Regions from separate parts of the Homo sapiens genome. Here region 2 is linked to region 1. Evidence: chromatin loops called from intact Hi-C (ENCODE). Cell type or tissue: right lobe of liver. All regions are shown on one strand. Links, peaks and the distances in the headings refer to the core of each region. The heading gives the core; the rest is flanking DNA.

Region 1 (8,326 bases), core at 202-8,201:
GCCTGGGGACAAAAACCACCTTTGTAAAGTTAACAAATTAGCCACAAGGTTAGAATTATGGTTCTGGAGTCAAGTAGCCAGAGATCACAAGTTTGTAACTTCCTCAGTTGCTTCTATAGATGACATCATTAGGATAAAACCAAAGACTGGTGTTTGAGGTATTTTTCAGAACTTGCATTCTGAGGCACCAGCTGGTGCCGCCCAAACCCATAACCCATACAAAGAAATGGACTCACCCAGTCCTGTGACTCTACCCAGGAATTGACTCAGAGCAAGAAGACAGCTCTGGACCCTGCAATTTCACCCCTGAACCAACCAATCAGCATTCTCCATTTCCTAAGCCCCACCTGTCAAACCATCCTTTAGAAACCGTAGCCTCCAAATTCTTCTGATGGGCATTTGGGTTGGTTCCAAGTCTTCGCTATTGTACATAGTGCTGCAATAAACATACCTGTGCGTGTGTCTTTATAGTAGAATGATTTATAACCCTTTGCATATATACCCAGTAATGGGATTGCTGGGTGGAATGGTATTTCTGGTTCTAGAGAAAGGATATCTTTAATAGGGCAAAAATGCAAACTGTAACAGAAAGCGTTGATACATTTGACTACATTACAAAAAGGAATGTACACTTATGCAAAAATATTTGTAATACATATAACTGACAAAAGACATACACATTTTTATACATGTTGTCTTTCCTAAGAATCCTATGACACAATAAAAATGATAAAAAACCAAACAGAAAAATGGGCAAAAGAAATAAACAGAGATGCACAGAAATAGCACAAATGGCAAATAAATGAATGAAAAAGATGCTCAACTGCATTAGTGATAAGGGAAATGCAAATTAACCAAAATGAAATGTCATTTCCAACCCATCAGGGTGGCAAGAATTTTAAGTCAGAAAAGAGTAAACTGGCAGGGATGAAGAGCGATGAGCTTTCTTCTGCTGCTGATAAAAGTGTAAATTAGAACAATACTTTGGAGAACAGCTTGGCGTCTCCTAGATAATTTTATTTTATTTTTTTTAGGACAGAGTTTCACTCTTTTTGTCCAGGCTGGAGTGCAGTGGTGCGATCTTGGCTCACTGCAACCTCCACCTCCCGGGTTCAAGTGGTTCTCCTGCCTTAGCCTCCTGAGTAGCTGGGACTACAGGCGTGTGCCACCACAACTGGCTAATTTTGTATTTTTAGTAGAGACGGGGTTTCACCATCTTGGCCAGGCTGGTCTCCAACTTCTCACTTCAGGTGATCCACCTGCCTTGGCCTCCCAAAGTGCTGGGATTACAGGTTTGAGCCACCGTGCCCAGCCTCCTAGAGAATTTGAACATATATATCTATACCCTATCACTGAGAAATTTCATGACTAGCTATATAGTCAGAGCCTAAACACAGGTGATCTCTGTTTCCAGTGTGTTTCCATACACGCCTGGGACACGTTCTGTAAAGACAGAACGACCCCAAGTATGGGTCCTGAAAATCTTCCTCCAGGTTAGAGGGCACAGATTCTAGTAGACCCTGGGACATAGTCCTCCACTCCTCATTTTATGCCATCAGCTTGCTCCAACATACACAACATCAAGTGCGTCATTCCTTGCGTTTTCAAATAAACATTTCCTATTACAGAAGCAAAAGAGGTTTCAGAGAAACTGAAGGGGATAGAGTTGTTGCTACCCTTTGAACTTAATTGCTCACACCACTGTTGACAGAAAAAGCCAAATTCTGTGAAATATTTGAAGAGATTTGTTCAGAGCCAAATGTGAGAGCCATGACCTGTGAGTCAGCCTCAGGAACTCCTGAGAACACGTGCCCCAAGGGGTTGGTCTACAGCTTGGCCTTACACGTTTCAGTTTCAGGGAGATAGAAGACATCGGTCAATACATATGAGGTATACAGTGGTTGGGTCGGAGAGCCAGGACAATTTGAAGCAGGGGACTTATGGATCACAGGTGGCTTCAAAGGCTCTGATTGGCAATTGGTTGAAAGAGTTAAGTTATTGCCTAAAGACCTGGAATCAGTAGAAAGGAATGTCTGGGTTCAGATAAGGTATGGGGTTGTGAAGACCAAGGTTTTTATTATGTAGATGAGTCTCATAGGTGGCTGCCCTTAGAGGCAATAGATGGCAAATACTTCCTGTTGAGACCTTTCAAAGATTATCAGGCTCTCTGGAAAAGACCCAGTAAGGGAAAGAGTTTCTCTAAAAAGGCAAATTTCCCCCACAAGAGGCAGCTGTGCAGGACCATGTCAAAAACATATTTTGGGGTAAATACTTTGATTTCCTTCAGGGTCTGCTATCTGTCATGTGACACTATATTAGAGTCAGGTTGGAATTTTGGTATCTTATTGCTGCAAAGAGTCTGTTTGTCCATCTTAAGGTCTCCGTTTTAATGTAATGCTGGTCAGCTGTGCCTGAACTCCAAAGGCAGGAGGGCTTATAACGAGGCGTGTCTGACCCCTCCCTTCCCATCATGGTCTGAACTAATTTTTCAGGTTTCTTTGAGTCCCTTTGGCCAAGAAGGGGGTCCGTGGGTCCATTCAGTCCGTCGGGTGGCTTAGAATTTTAGTTTTGGTTTACACAACCAAATCAAGTAACAGCAGGAGCGATTCGGCCTCAGGGTTGCTGAGATTCAAAAGCATCAGGTCAGGATCTCCCTCTGAACCGCCCCACCAAGGCTCAGGAAACTGGGGTACATGGCCACTGGTTCCTGTGGGCTGTTCCTGGGGATGCAAGCTCTCCGGCCCTGGCCAAGCAGGCAGCTCTGCCCAGAGAATGCCAGCAGCAGAGACAAAGGCTCCCGAGGCAAGAGGCCCACTCTGTGCCTGCTGCTTGCACGACTCGGATCCACTCAGCCCCGCATCCACCTTGTCCTGTGACTGATTCTTCACCTCGGTGGCTGGTTGCACCCTCTCTAAACAAAAATACACAGTGGGGTTGGCGGGACAAGTCTAAGTACAGTCTCCACCCTGGCGCTGATCTCAAGGCTGTGAGTAATGTCCCTCACCTCCTTCCTCACCACTCATTTTAGACCCTCCTTACTCTGGGACGGCAACGCAGCTGGGCTAGGCTGTTGGTTTCTGGGATGGCTCAGACCTTTATCCTCGAAGGGTCCAAGCTTCCGGTGACCACAGTTGCTGCAGCGGCTCCTTTCCTGCCATCACCAGGCACGGGAGCAGCACTTCCTGTCCATCAGATGGGTTAACACGGTGTCTTCACTACCAGGAGCCCGCACACTGTTCTGTGGAGTGTCAAGAACCTTAAAGTTCCTTCAGAAGAAGTGATCGAGAGCAGGGTAGTTAACAAGATCACGAAGTGCACTTTAAAAAACAAAAAACTCTTCATTGCATTTATTTTAGTGCTGAATTTATTCCTGTGCCATAAGTTTTTGTTTCCTCAGGGATATCTTTTTCTTGTGGGCAATCTTCTGGTTTAGGAACAATTTGTTCCTTCGCAGTAAGGATCATTTCGATGCGACAGGGAGAGCTCATGTATGGGTTAATCCCACCATGAGCTCTGGAGGTCTGGTGGCACATCTTAGGTGCTTTGTTCACTTGGAGGTGCTCAATGACCAGAGAATCTACACCTAAACCCTTCAGTTCAGCATTGCTCTCTGCATTGTTAAGCATATGCAGCAAGCATTCAGCACTCTTCTGGGGCCACCAACGTTGTGTCCAGCCCCACTGCTTGGCCTGGGCACACCTACCAACTCCCTGACTGTAACGTTGGAATGGCACACACTGCTTCTGTAAAGTGACATCTTTCAGATCCTTAGTGGCTTTTCATATATGCATACCCCTGATGACCTGGGCAGTTTCACAAGTGTTCCAAGGTGACCACGAAGATTTGAACCTCTTTGCATGATTTTGTGGGGTTTTCCGGGTTAAGTGAATAGCGAATCATTTTCACAGATTACCTCAGGAGGTTTAGGGGAAGAGAGAACCCAAAAATGTGCACGTCTGTCTGTCCTAGGTGAATGCAGACACCCTCCATCCTCCATCCCCAGTGGGAGTGGATGCATTCTTTTTTTTTTTTTTTTTTTTTTGAGACGGAGTTTTGCTCTTCGCTCTTGTTACCCAGGCTGGAGTGCAATGGCGCTATGATCTCAGCTCACCACAACCTCCACCTCCTGGGTTCAAGCGATTCTCTGGCCTCAGCCTCCCGAGTAGCTGGGATTACAGGTATGCGCTACCACGCCTGGCTAATTTTGTATTTTTAGTAAAGATGGGGTTTCTCCATGTTGGTCGGGCTGGTCTCAAACTCCCGACCTCAGGTGATCTGCCCGCCTCGGCCTCCCAAAATGCTGGGATTACAGGCGTGAGCCACCACGCCCGGCCTGCATTCTTTAGCTCGGTTGGCCGTCCGCCAAGCGCCAGCCAGGGTGGACCTCTTCCAGTAGATGCCACCTCTGCTGCAGCGGCTGTGACTGAGGCTACCACTTGGTTAAGTTTATGGCCGTCCACTCTCATTGCCATGAGCCTCTTTTATACTGTGGGAGATGAATAAATAGAAATGCATCTTCATGTCTTTGAGGATGGCCCGATTCTCTGCCCTCTCACCCGGCATGGCTTCCCATCTACTATCTTGACTCAATGAGGAAGCACTTTCAGGGCCTGCCACTGGTGTGTGCGTGCACCCATAGGCAGGGAGGTGTCTGGGCGGGGAGACAGAGACAAAGGCAGAGAGACAGAGAGAGACAGAGAGAGGGAAAGATGGTGTAAGTTGGGGAAAGGGGTGGGTGTGGCTTAGATGCCCACATGAGCAGAAGGTGACTGCCCTGTCCTTCGGCCTGTCCAGCAGCTGGCAGCCAGCTCACCGCTGAGCAACTGGATGGGAGTGGGAGGGTGTGATGCCGTCAGGAGTTCAAAGGAGCAGCTGGCTTGTTTAGAGAATATGGGGTGCTTTTTCCTGGATGGAGGCTGAGATCCAGAGGGACCAGGCCACAGAGCTCTCCCGGAGCATTCCCACAAGCCAGCAGCCGAGCAGGGTAGAGCCGTGGCATCTGCGTGAGGCCCATCCCATCCTGTCCAGCATGGCTCAGCAGGGTCTTGCTGGCCAGGGGTGTCAGGACTGGGAACAAGATGTTGCTGATTTCCATTTGCTGCCCCTGCACTTCCCCACACAGCCCAGAGCACAGCAGAAAGCAGCTGGTGTTTTGCTTCCTTTCCAGCAGAGGGAGGGAGCAGCTTGGTGAGGACAACTTGCCCTTGAGGCAGGGAAATGTGATCAGCACCCCCCACCTCCCTTGCCGGAGTGAGCTGCAGTAATTGGTTTTCCTAGAACAGCTATCCAACCCAAGGCGAAGAAACACCCAAACCAAAATGTCATAAAACTTACTGCGTTTAAAAACAATTATCAGGGCTGGGCGTGGTGACACACACCTGTAATCCCAGCACTTTGGGAGGCCAAGGCAGGTGGATCACCCAAGGTCAGGAGTTTGAGACCAGCCTGGCCAACACGGGAAAACCTCGTCTCTACTAAAAATAGAAAAATTAGCTGGGCATGGTGGCGGGCACCTGTAATCCCAGCTACTCAGGAGGCCGAGGCAGGAGAATTGCTTGAATCCGGGTGGTGGAGGTTGCAGTGAGCCGAGATTGCGCCACCGCACTCCAGCCTAGGCAACAGAGCAAGTCTCAAAAAAAAAAAAAAAAAAAAAAAGAATTGGATAAAGGTTGCTGCGCTAAAAATCAACAAAAAGATGACCTATTCTTCATAGGTTTCCATACCTATTTCACTATTTAAAAATTCCAGGAATTCAGGCAAAGTATGAAGGCAGCTGCCGCTAATAACACAGGTGCAATGCCTGCTGCATAACCGGGTGCTTTCTCTCCTCTCACCTCCTGGAGTTTTCTCTACAACAAACAAACTCCTGAAAAATAATGGTAAAGCCATCCGACAGCATCTAGAAATCTTGGAACATAGTGCTTTAAATATGATTCACAAAGTCAAATGGTAAGAATTGCAAAGTTTAAAAACAATTTATTTGTGCTCCATTTTCCTGTGCATAGCATAGTCAACCAGATGTTAATTACAAAACTGACAGCCAGCGCTGGGCTCACTTTAGGTATAAAATTAATTTGCCAGCGACACATATCCAATTGCAAGGTTGTGCTAAGTAGGTCGTAACTATATTTAGGACCACACAGAAAGGAAAAAGTGATTGCTCAATTCATCACTGAAAATGAGATGGAAACTTCATGGAACTAAGATCTAAACTTCGGCGAAGTGCTCCAAATCCAAACTGTAATTCTCAGAACCAGGTAGTTCAAAAAAACATACCACAAATTGCATTTGAAGAAAGCACATTCTGCCCATTCAGGCTTAAAGCAGTAAGGCATCTTTTAAAGAAGAAAAACTGCCAACAGAATGAATCACTGTTGTTAGTTAAAATACAGAAGTAGTCGTTTCCGTTTCCATTTACTATCCTGTATATCGCTGCTTTAAGATGCACCCAATAGGCCAGGCACCGTGGCTCACGCCTGTAATCCCAGCACTTCGGGAGGCCGAGGCAGGCGGATCACGAGGTCAAGAGATCGAGACCATCTTGGCCAACATGGTGAAACCCCGTCTCTACTAAAAATACAAAAATTAGCCGGGCGTGGTGGCACATGCCTGTAGTCCCACCTACTTGGGAGGCTGAGGCAGGATAATCGCTTGAACCGGGGAGGCGGAGGTTGCAGTGAGCTGAGATCACCGAGATCGCCACTGAACTCCAGCCTGGCGACAGTCTCAAAAAAATAAAAAATGCACCGAATAGTTCATCCTGGGCTCTCACGTTTAGTAATTACGAGTGCAGAATCTGCATAAGGAAATCGATTAAATACTTAAGACGTTAGCCCTTGCCTTTTACCTATTATAGTAACTTGGAAAGCTGCGAAGGTAAAGAACAGCTTTCAGGCCTCGGGCGCTGGGGCCGCGCTTCTGCTCTGCACCCGTGGGTCTTGGGGAACAAGGCCTGGGCACCGGAGGGACTCGAGGCAGCGCGCGGGTTAGAAGCGTCCCGGCAGGCTCAGTTCCCGACGCGGCCCCAGTCCTAGCCTCCCTCCCCGCGCTTCGAGGCTGCCACCAGGGCCATCTTTTTCTGGATGGAGTCCAGGGGACAACAGAAAACTTCCCAACACTCCACCTCCTCCTCGGGCGGGACCAAGGCCTCCGTCTCGCGCACCGCCTGCATGAACACCCGGTCCACCATCCGCTGGCTCTTGGCCATGACCTCCGGGAACGGGGAGCGCCCCTCGCGGCCCCGCGCCGTCAGCACCTGGCGCCCGTCGTCCGGGTCGGCCTGGGTGCCCACCAGCACCCGCGGGACGGCCCCGGGTTCCCACGGCCGGCGCAGGCGCTTGCTCGGCGGCCTCACGGCCCGGAACGAGGCCTCGCTGCACACGCCCGGGAGCACCGCGGAGCCGTCGCCGTGGCGGATGTCCAGGTCCTGGAGCGTGACCAGGTGCTCGGCGCCCGCCGCGTCCACGACCTCCAGCAACGCGGGCGCCGCGTTCGCCTCGATCTCCTCGCGGAGCCGCTCCTCCGCCCACGCCGCGCACTGCTCGGGGAGCGGCCGCACGCGAACTGCGTGTCCAGCGTGGTCCTGCCCACTCCACGCTCCCCAGCAGCACACCCCGGCAGCCCTGGCGGGGCGCGGGACCAGCCCGCAGGGTCCGGGACGCGGCGGGGAGGGGAGGGGAGGGAGGAAGGGTCCTGGGAGGGCGAGGACCCGCGCGGGGGTCTGGCCTGGGGCGGGTCGGGAGGGGAGGGGAGGAAAACGGGGGGCGGGGGAGGGCGGGAGGAAGGGGCCTGGGAGGGCGGACGCGCATCCCACGGAGCCGGGGCGGAGGAGGCGGTCGCGCCGCGGCGACCCCCGCCAGCCTTGGCCCGGACCCGCGCCCTCCTGCTCTCCCTGGTTCCCTGCCCGCACAGTGCCCGCCAGGTGCCTGCCGGGTCCGACCAGATCTAATCTGGAACCAGCTCCAGTGAGAAAGAAAAACAAGTTGGCCGGGCGCGGTGGCTCAGGCCTGTCAATCCCAGCACTTTGGGAGGCCGAGGCGGGCGGATCACGAGGTCAGGAGATCGAGACCATCCTGGCTAACACGGTGAAACCCCGTCTCCACTAAAAATACAAAAAATAGCCGGGCGTGGTGGCGGGCGCCTGTAGTCCCAGCTACTCGCGAGGCTGAGGCAGGAGAATGGCGGGAACCCGGGAGGCGGAGCTTGCAGTGAGCTGAGATCGCGCCACTGCACTCCAGCCTGGGCGACAGAGCGAGACTCCGTCTCAAAAGAAAAAAAAAAAAAAAGAAAAAAAGGAAAAACAAGCATACATCAAATCTGTGAGAAG
Region 2 (8,326 bases), core at 284-8,283, 76 kb after region 1:
GGGCGTGGTGGCGGATGCCTGTAATCCCAGCTACTCGGGAGACCGAGGCAGGGAGAATTGCTTGAACCCGGGAGGCAGAGGTTGCAGTGAGCCGAGCTCGTGCCATTGCACTCCAGCCTGGACGACAGAGCCAGGCTCCATCTCAAAAAAAAAAAAAAAGATTAAGATGGTAAGTTTTATGTTATGTGTGCTTATACTACACAATTTAATAATCAACTATGGGCCGGGCACGGTGGCTCACGCCTGTAATTCCAGCACTTTGGGAGGCTGAGGAGGGTGGAACACCAGGTCAGGAGATCGAGACCATCCTGGCTAACACAGTGAAACCCTGTCTCTACTAAAAATACAAAAAAATTAGCCGGGCATGGTGGTGGGCGCCTGTAGTCCCAGCTACTGGGGAGGCTGAGGCAGGAGAATGGCGTGAACCTGGGAGGCGGAGCTTGCAGTGAGCTGAGATGGTGCCACTGCACTCCAGCCTGGGTGACAGAACGAGATTCCGTCTCAAAAAAAAAAAAAAAAAAAAAAATCAACTATGGGCCGGGTGTGGTGGCTCATGCCTGTAATCCCAGCACTTTGGGAGGTCAAGGTAGGTAGATCACTTGAGGTCAGGAGGAGTTCAAGACCAGCCTGGCCAACATGGCAAAACCCCGTCTCTACTAAAAATACAAAAATTAGCCAGGCATGGTGACGCACGCCTGTAATCCCAGCTACTTGGGAGGCTGAGGCACCAGAATCGCTTGAACCCTGGAGGTGGAGATTGCAGGGAGTCGAGATCGCACCCTTCCAGCCTGGGTGACACAGCGAGACTCTGTCTCAAAAATAAATAAATAAATAAGTGATAAAAATCAACCATGGCCTCATGATCAGTTTCAGAGACAAGGACTGTAGCAGCCATGAGCAGTTTCTTCCTTGTTATGTGGATGTGTACACATAGAAACTATCTTCTTTCTCTCCTTTTCCCCCGTTATTTTATAGACGGGTTGTTAATGTGGTTCACAAAATTTTCAAAGCTGGCAAAAGGAGCATACATTTCACAGAAAAGGAAAACACATGTAATTTTAAACCCTCCCCATGAGTTCTCAGTATCAGCAGCAATCTGAATAATACAAATAGAAACCAAATACATTGGTCAGAAGTCTGTGGATAACTGGGAGAGGCAGAAGACTCACCCGTACTGTGGGTCATTAATGTCGCAGCCTCCTTGACTTTCATTCCTGGCCTGGCGTTCCTTGGTGGTGCTGAGCAGACAGAGCCCACAGCCAGGAGGAGAGAACAGCGGAGGGCTTGAGGTTTGCCCACCCGCAAGCTCACAAGTCAGCCTGCCCCTGCTCCACAGGTCCATCGGCTGTGAATGGGGCCTCCAGGTCCCCGAGCGCTCTGACAGGTGGTTGTATTCGATGCTGGCAAGTTCACTTTGGAGTTCTTGCAGCCTTCCTTGCCTCTGGAGGGACTGAGACAATGTGTGTGTGACATACAAAGTCTAGAAATTTGACACACAGGAAAAGCAGGACAATCCAGCATGTAGGGCTTTAATTTCATGTGTGCCTGTGTGCGTCCATGCTCACTCAGAAAGCAAGGTCACAGGAGCTGGCCATGTGGCTCTGGCCATCCCTGACATTGACTAGTCAGCCAGAAACCCACTGCACTCTAAGCTGAAAACTTGAATCTGAGTGGGAGTGTCTGAGTTCCTCCAGGGAATCTAAGGGCAGAAACGGCTATTTGGGAATGTTTTCTTGGATCGAGGCCTGATATCCAGAAGGACTGGGATCCAAGGACACAAAACCTCTCCAGAGGCCCTCCTCAGCACAAGCAGGTGGAGAGTCAGAAGGGCAGGACTGTTGGGGTGGGGGCTAAGGGAATTCCCAGCTTGCAGTCATGGGGGCCCAGCTCTCTGCTGTCGTGGTGGTGGGAACAGGAGGCTGTTTCTTCTCCCTGGGCTTTCTCTGCACAGCCCAATCCAGACAGTGAACAAACTTGTGTTTCTCCTCTGCTCCAGCAGGAGGAGGGGGCAGCTCTGGACAACGACAGCTGAGACCAGGAAGATGCTCCCCACCCATCACTGGCCCCTCCCCACATTTGATATGCCCCCTTAGAGAGATGAATAAGGGCTTTGCCAGGAGGGACCCCAGAAGACAGAGGTCAGGAGGGGAGTGAGTCAGCCGGGTTTCCAGCTTCAAAAGTAAGCATCCCAACCCCCAACCTGTCCTAGGAGGGAGAGGAAGAGATAAAACCCAGGGTACAGTCCCCGCCTAGCCCTCTTCGGAGGTGAACTTGCCATTAGGTTCTAAAATGTATTTTTTTCATGTTAAGGTAAAACTTGTTTTTCTAGTAAAACATCACATACAATATAAATAGAAATGACCAGAGCCTTCTCTAACCATCACTATATAAATAACATTCCGTTAACAAAATCAACTAGTTCAGATCACAGGCATAGTTGTGAGCTTTCTTCTTTATTTTTTTTAAGAAGGATGTTCAGATGGTTAAGTTGGGTTCCTAAATTTGAAAAATATGTTGCAGCTGGGGAGGTAAAATCATTAACTTGTGCAAATGACAAACAACTCATATCAAAGATACATTTTAAAAAGCATAAAACGATACTGTTAAACCAATTCGAGAAAAATTTGTTATTATGTGAAAAGTGTATGATCCAAAAGCATTCTCACATGCTTTACTTCTACGTCAGCACCTGAGTTACTGTTAAGCTATGCAGATATGCAGACAAAATATCTTTATCTGGCAAACAACAAGAAAGACACTGACTGCTGAAGCACTCTTGCAAACAACGCACCGGGAGATCGTGGTGCTTTTCCCCTCAGTTACTAACTTGTTTCCTGAAAAATAAGAAGCAAAGAGGCAGACTATGAAAACTTCAGGAATTATAGAATATTAAAAACTATAAGCTTCAGGGCCGGACAAGGTGGCTCACGCCTGTAATCCCAGCACTTTAGGAGGCTGAGGCGGGCGGATCACGAGGTCAGGAGTTTGAGACCAGCCTGACCAACATGATGAAACCCCAGCTGTACTTAAAATACAAAAATCAGCTGCGTCTGGTAGCAGGCGCCTGTAATCCCAGCTACTCGGGAGGCTGAGGCAGGAGAATCGCTTGAACCCGGGAGGCAGAGGTTGCAGTGAGCCGACACTGCGCCACTGCACTCCAGCCTGGGCGACAGAGTGAGACTCTGTCTCAATAAATAAATAAATAAATAAATAGGCACTGGGTAGAAATACTGAGCTCTGGAAATCAGGAAAAGGGATGGACATATTGAAAACCAACTGTGGCAAATTAGCCAATGAACCTTTCCGACAGCCTCGTGTGCTGGGCATTGGCGGGGAGGCACCTCGGGCGGGATCAGGGCCTCCGTCTCGCGCACCGCCAGCGTGAACACCTGGTCCATCCTCCGCTGGATCTTGGCCGTGACCCCCGGGAACGGGCAGGGCCCCTCGCGGGCCCGCGCCATCAGCACCTGGCGCTCGGAGTCCCGGTCGGCCTGGGTGCCCACCAGCACCAGCAGGACGGCCCCGGGTTCCCACAGCCCGCGCAGGCGCTCGCGCAGCGGCCTCACGGCCGGGAACGAGGCCTCGCTGCACACGCCCCGGAGCACCGCGAAGCCGTCGCCGTGGCGGATGTCCAGGTCCTGGAGCGTGACCAGGTGCTCGGCGTCCGCCGCGTCCACGATTTCCAGCAGCGCGGGCGCCGCGTTTGCCTCGATCTCCTCGCGGAGCCGCTCCTCCGCCCACGCCGCGCACTGCTCGGGGAGCGGCCGCACGCGAACTGCGTGTCCAGCGTGGTCCTGCCCACGTCACGCTCCCCAGCAGCACACCCCGGCAGCCCTGGCGGGGCGCGGGACCAGCCCGCAGTGTCCGGGACGCGGCGGGGAGGGGAGGAGAGGGAGGAAGGGGAGGGGAAGGAGGAAGGGGAAGGGGCCTGGGAGCGCAGGGAACGGCGTACCAGGACTGTCCGGGCAGGGGCAGGGAGGGGAGAGGAGGGAGGGGATGGGGGAGGGCAAGAGAGGAGAAAAGAGGAGGAGGGGAGGGGAGGAGAGACGAGGGGTCAGGGCGTGGCGGGGCTGGCGAGTCCTGTGGCGCGGGGGAGGGGCGGGCGTCTCCTGGACTTGCTTCCACCCGGCTTAATCCCGCCCGGGGCGGCTCCAACTCCACTGTCGCGCTGTTCTCGGACCAAACTGAGAGTGGGGCGGCTATTTCTCGGGGCCCAATGACGAGATGCAGATGAACTGAGGAGGAAGAGCGTTTTTATTTTCTGCAACTGGTTACAGGGAGAAAGGCCTGGAAATGATCACCGGACCAACTCAAAATTACAGTTTTCCAGAACTTACATACCTTCTAAGCGGTATGTCTACGTGTAAGTGTGCATGCATCTGAAGACATTAGTGATGAACTTACGGTCATCTGTGAGTCCTGAAGACCTTCCTCTGGAGCCTCAATAAGGTTACTGAATCTAAATGGGTCCAGATGCTGGGGGGATTACCTTTATCTTGTCTCCTGCTAAATCAGGAGGTTTGGGGAGTGCCTTCAGACCCTCAATAAACTTGTTTCTGGAGGCGTGGGGAGCTTCTTCAGACCCACAAAAAAACTCGTTTAACCCTAAAAGGGTCCTGATAAGAATTAATTTGTTATTTTGTCCTGCTTTAAGGCCCAGGGAAGGCCTAGGCAAAACTCTCGGTGGGCTCTTTGTTACTTTCCAGCCTTTGTATAAGGGCACTGGCTCTATCAGCTTTTAATGTTTAATCTAGCTACTCAGTCAGTGCTGGGACAGTTGTAATGGAGGCCTGCGTTAGTGAGACCTGGCCTGCCACACTGCCACCGAGACAGGGATCCCGGGAGTCTAGGCCTGGCACGCTCCAAGTCCCTTACCTCCTGCACTCCTCTTGTCTGGGCCCTGCCTTTGCTCCTGGGGGTCCTGGTGCCGGGTCAGCCCCGCCAGCTCCTGGTCCCAGGCCTGGCTCAAGGGTGGCCCAGGGAACTGCCAGGCCTGCTTGGCCTGTCACCCATACTGGGCCTGACCACCAGCTGGGTCCCTAGATCAGGCTGTGGCTCTGCTCCCCCTTCCAAAGGGAGCCCTTTCTGTCTTTGGACCAGAAGGTAACCTGATCTCTTCTTGGCCAACCTGAGAAATGCTGGAATTTCTCCATTTCAGATCCAGCCTCCAGGCCTTGCTCAAGGTCAGGCTTGGCTGGGTTGCTGGGGCCTCTCCAGGCAGGGAGGCCCCCAGGCTCAAGGGCAGGTGAAGGGGACACCTGCCAGGGAACTTCAGACTGAGGTCCTAAGTGACGGGTACTCCCCTCCCTGTCCCCCTGGAGTCGCTCATACCCAGGCCTTCACTCTAGCTCCCTCCAGCCCCCGGGGCACTTTATAAAATGTAAATCACCCATCCCTCCTCCACTTAAGCCCTCTCTACTTGATAAAGTCATGACTTCACACCATGGCCTAAGAGCAGAGTGATGACAAAACTCACCATCCAAACCTGGTCACCTTCGGAAGTGAGAGAGTGCCCATTCACGTGACAGTGGGCATGAACCTGGGAAGCCGGGCAAAGCCAGCTTGGGGCCACCCTACTTAAAAAGAAGGTCCTCAGGTTCTGGCCTCCCCACCCCCTTCCTCCCATGGGCCTTCATCTTTCTCACTTCACAGATTTTTTTTTTTTTTTTTTTTTGGACAGGGCCTTGCTGTGTCACCCAGGCTGGAGTGCAGTGGTGTGATCATAGCTCACTGTGAGGCAGGAAATTAAGGAAAGAAAGAATAATAAAATTTTAAAAAGAGAAAAATAAGCTTTCTATATTAGGCTGACTCATCCCAAAGGCAGTAACAGACAAAGCCCAGACCCAGACGAAGTCTTGATAACATCATCAAAGAAGCAGAGGCTCAAAGGAGTGTGCTCTGGAGACTCTCCCAGCACTCCCTCAACATAAGGATAAGAAAAAGTTCCCCCTCGAACCCCAACCCCCTCCATGTGATTGTACCTTGCTCTGCAAGTTTTATGAATTTATAGATTCTTGTTTTCTGTAACTAGAAACTTCAAGTATTCTGTTTTATCTAAGCAGCACAGTGAAGGTTATACAACATGCCTGAGCAGGCCTGGGCTGCGGCCTTCTGGGCCCCATAGCGAAGGTTATGAGATAAGCCTGTGCAAGGCTCTTTTAAGCAAGCCTAGATAACAGCCATCTGGACTGCATAGCAAGAATTACATGTAACCCTGGGTTATGCACCTGTCACAATTTGATTAACTGCCTATGTTCTGTCTCTGTATCCTTGCTTTCATGCCACTGTAAGCTTGTTTCAAACTAGCCCACTCCCGTTCAAAGGTGTGTATATGAGTCAAGTGCTGTCTTTGTTCTGGGCCCAGTTTTTGGATGTTAATCCACTGGGTCTGAGTGCACTCAATAAAATTCTCATGTCCCACCTACCTGTCTCTCCAGTCTCCTGATTCCCACAACAACCGCAGCCTGTAGCTGGGACTACAGCTACATTCTTTAAATTTTGTAGAGATGGGGTCTTGCTATGTTGCTCATGCTGGTCTCCTACTTCTAGCCTCAAGTGATACTCCCACCTCAGCCTTCCAAAGTGCTGTGATTACAGGCGTGAGCCACCATGCTGGGGCACTTCACCCAGCCTTCTTGCTAGTTCTTGATTTCAAGGGTGAAGGGGCAGGTTGTGGGACAGTGGGGGCTGGGCCACAAGTTCTGGGGTTGTCTTCCAGAGTGAACTCTGCCACCCTCTGCCTGGTGCTGAATCAGATGCCTCAGGACTTCAGGGGACCTCCCTGCCTGAGCTGAGAGTGGGGCTGTCACACTTTCCCTCTCCCTGTGCATGGGGTATCACTGAACTTTCCTCAGTCCAACACAACTCTCAAGGGGCAGGGCCCCAATACTAGCTGAGCTTGAACTTCCTGCCTCCCCAAAGAGTGGTGCTTGTGGCTGTTGCAGAATGTACTTTTCTATAAATAATGCATAGAACATCCTCAATATGGAATCTCGATTATACTGTCAGCTGAAGGATGATGAAGAAAGGACAGCCTTATTTCTCATAAAGTGTTGCATCCTGCAGGGTGGCAATCCAATAGGCTGGGAAGCACAGCCTCCAGGTGGAAGCCAGAAACAAACACTTCGAGGGAGGGGCAAAGGGAACAGAAATATATGCTGAGCTGGGTGACTGAATATACATATTGAATAAGCTACAGGAGGAGCTGTGAATATTCACGAAAGGAGAAACATGCACATGCCAAGTTGAGCTTCATGTCCCTTCATAAGTCTGTTGCATGTACAAAAAATGGCAGTGTTGGCCTGATCTGAGAGTGGAGTTTTCAGCTACCTGATGACAAAAGACGAAGCAGAGGACACAATAACCCTCCCTGCGCATCCTTTGTAGACTGGCCACAAGCACTCTGAGGTTGGTGGTCTCTTATCAGGAAGGAATGCTGATCGGTTGTTTTGTCAGAACTGTGAAAGGGAGGGCCAGTGTCAGGGCCGGTTGGAACCACAGTGGTTTTTGTTCAGCCCTCAGGGAAGAAACCCTCAAGGCAGTTAGAGAGGGAGAGGGCAGAACCAGGCGTGTCTGACCTCCCATCCTGTCATGGCCTGGCACTCAAGGTTTCTCTGGGGTCCCCTTGACCAGGATGGGGAGGTCTGTTCAGTTGCTTGGGGCTTAGGATATCATTTTTATTTCTCAGTATATTGGACATAACAGACAACTTGATTTCTAAAAAGAGAAATAAGATTTATTTCTCAGACTGCAAGGTAACAAAACTAGAAATCAATATTTATTTATTTATTTAGAGACAGAGTCTCACTGTGTCACCCAGGCTGGAGTGCAGTGGCACAATCTTGGCTCACTGCAACCTCTGCCTCCTGAGTTCAAGCGATTCTCCTGCCTCAGCCTCTTGAATAACTGGGATTATAGGCATGTGCCACCACACTGGCTAAATTTTGTATTTTTAGTAGAGACAGGGTTTCACCATGTTGGCCAGACTGGTCTCGAACTCCTGAGCTCAAGTGATATACTCGCTTCAGCCTCCCAAAGTGCTGGGATTACAGGCATGAGCCACTGTGCCTGGCCCAATTTTTTAAATGATACAAAAAGTAGCTGGATGCAGTGGCACATACCTGTAGTCCCAGCTACTTGGGAGGCTGAGGTGGTGATATAGGAGTTAAGAACAAATCACTTAGGCAGATAGGGTATGGGAGTCCCCCATTAGGCTTTTCTTTTTAATGAAAAGCAGCCCCAAATCATTTTCTAAAAAAGAGCAGCCCATAAAGTTGAGCTCCAGACATGGACAGGCAAGCTGGGAGCTTGCACGGGTGAATGCAGG

What was found. A loop is a pair of places that touch in the nucleus more often than their neighbours do. Peaks named below come from ENCODE experiments on the same cell type or tissue, not always from the same donor. Only the 100,000 strongest peaks of a DNase experiment are listed, where the experiment ranks them.
Region 2: it touches region 1 in a loop (2.6-fold over the local background); 12 of 110 quality-filtered maps call a loop at or near these places.

The regions. Positions count from the first base shown.
Region 1 is chr14:103,278,507-103,286,832 of GRCh38, reverse strand. It overlaps the pseudogene RAP2CP1 and the pseudogene RPL17P4. Among named protein-coding and RNA genes, the nearest start is that of EIF5, 52 kb to the left of the region's middle. RefSeq lists enhancers at 3,826-4,623, 5,047-5,341, 4,624-5,422. In right lobe of liver, for the core only: a CTCF peak has its summit at 5,157 (motif pointing right); DNase peaks (open chromatin) are centred at 1,802, 4,802, 5,182, 5,572 and 1 weaker place; H3K4me3 peaks cover 1,079 bases; H3K27ac peaks cover 5,353 bases.
Region 2 is chr14:103,202,985-103,211,310 of GRCh38, reverse strand. LOC124903391 reads left to right here and starts at 2,441. Exons shown (of 2, transcript XM_047432044.1): 1 at 2,441-4,363. The coding sequence starts at 3,294. The coding sequence ends at 4,220. In right lobe of liver, for the core only: no CTCF peak of the experiment used is centred there; DNase peaks (open chromatin) are centred at 2,167, 3,630, 4,040, 5,530 and 1 weaker place; H3K4me3 peaks cover 5,632 bases; H3K27ac peaks cover 6,155 bases.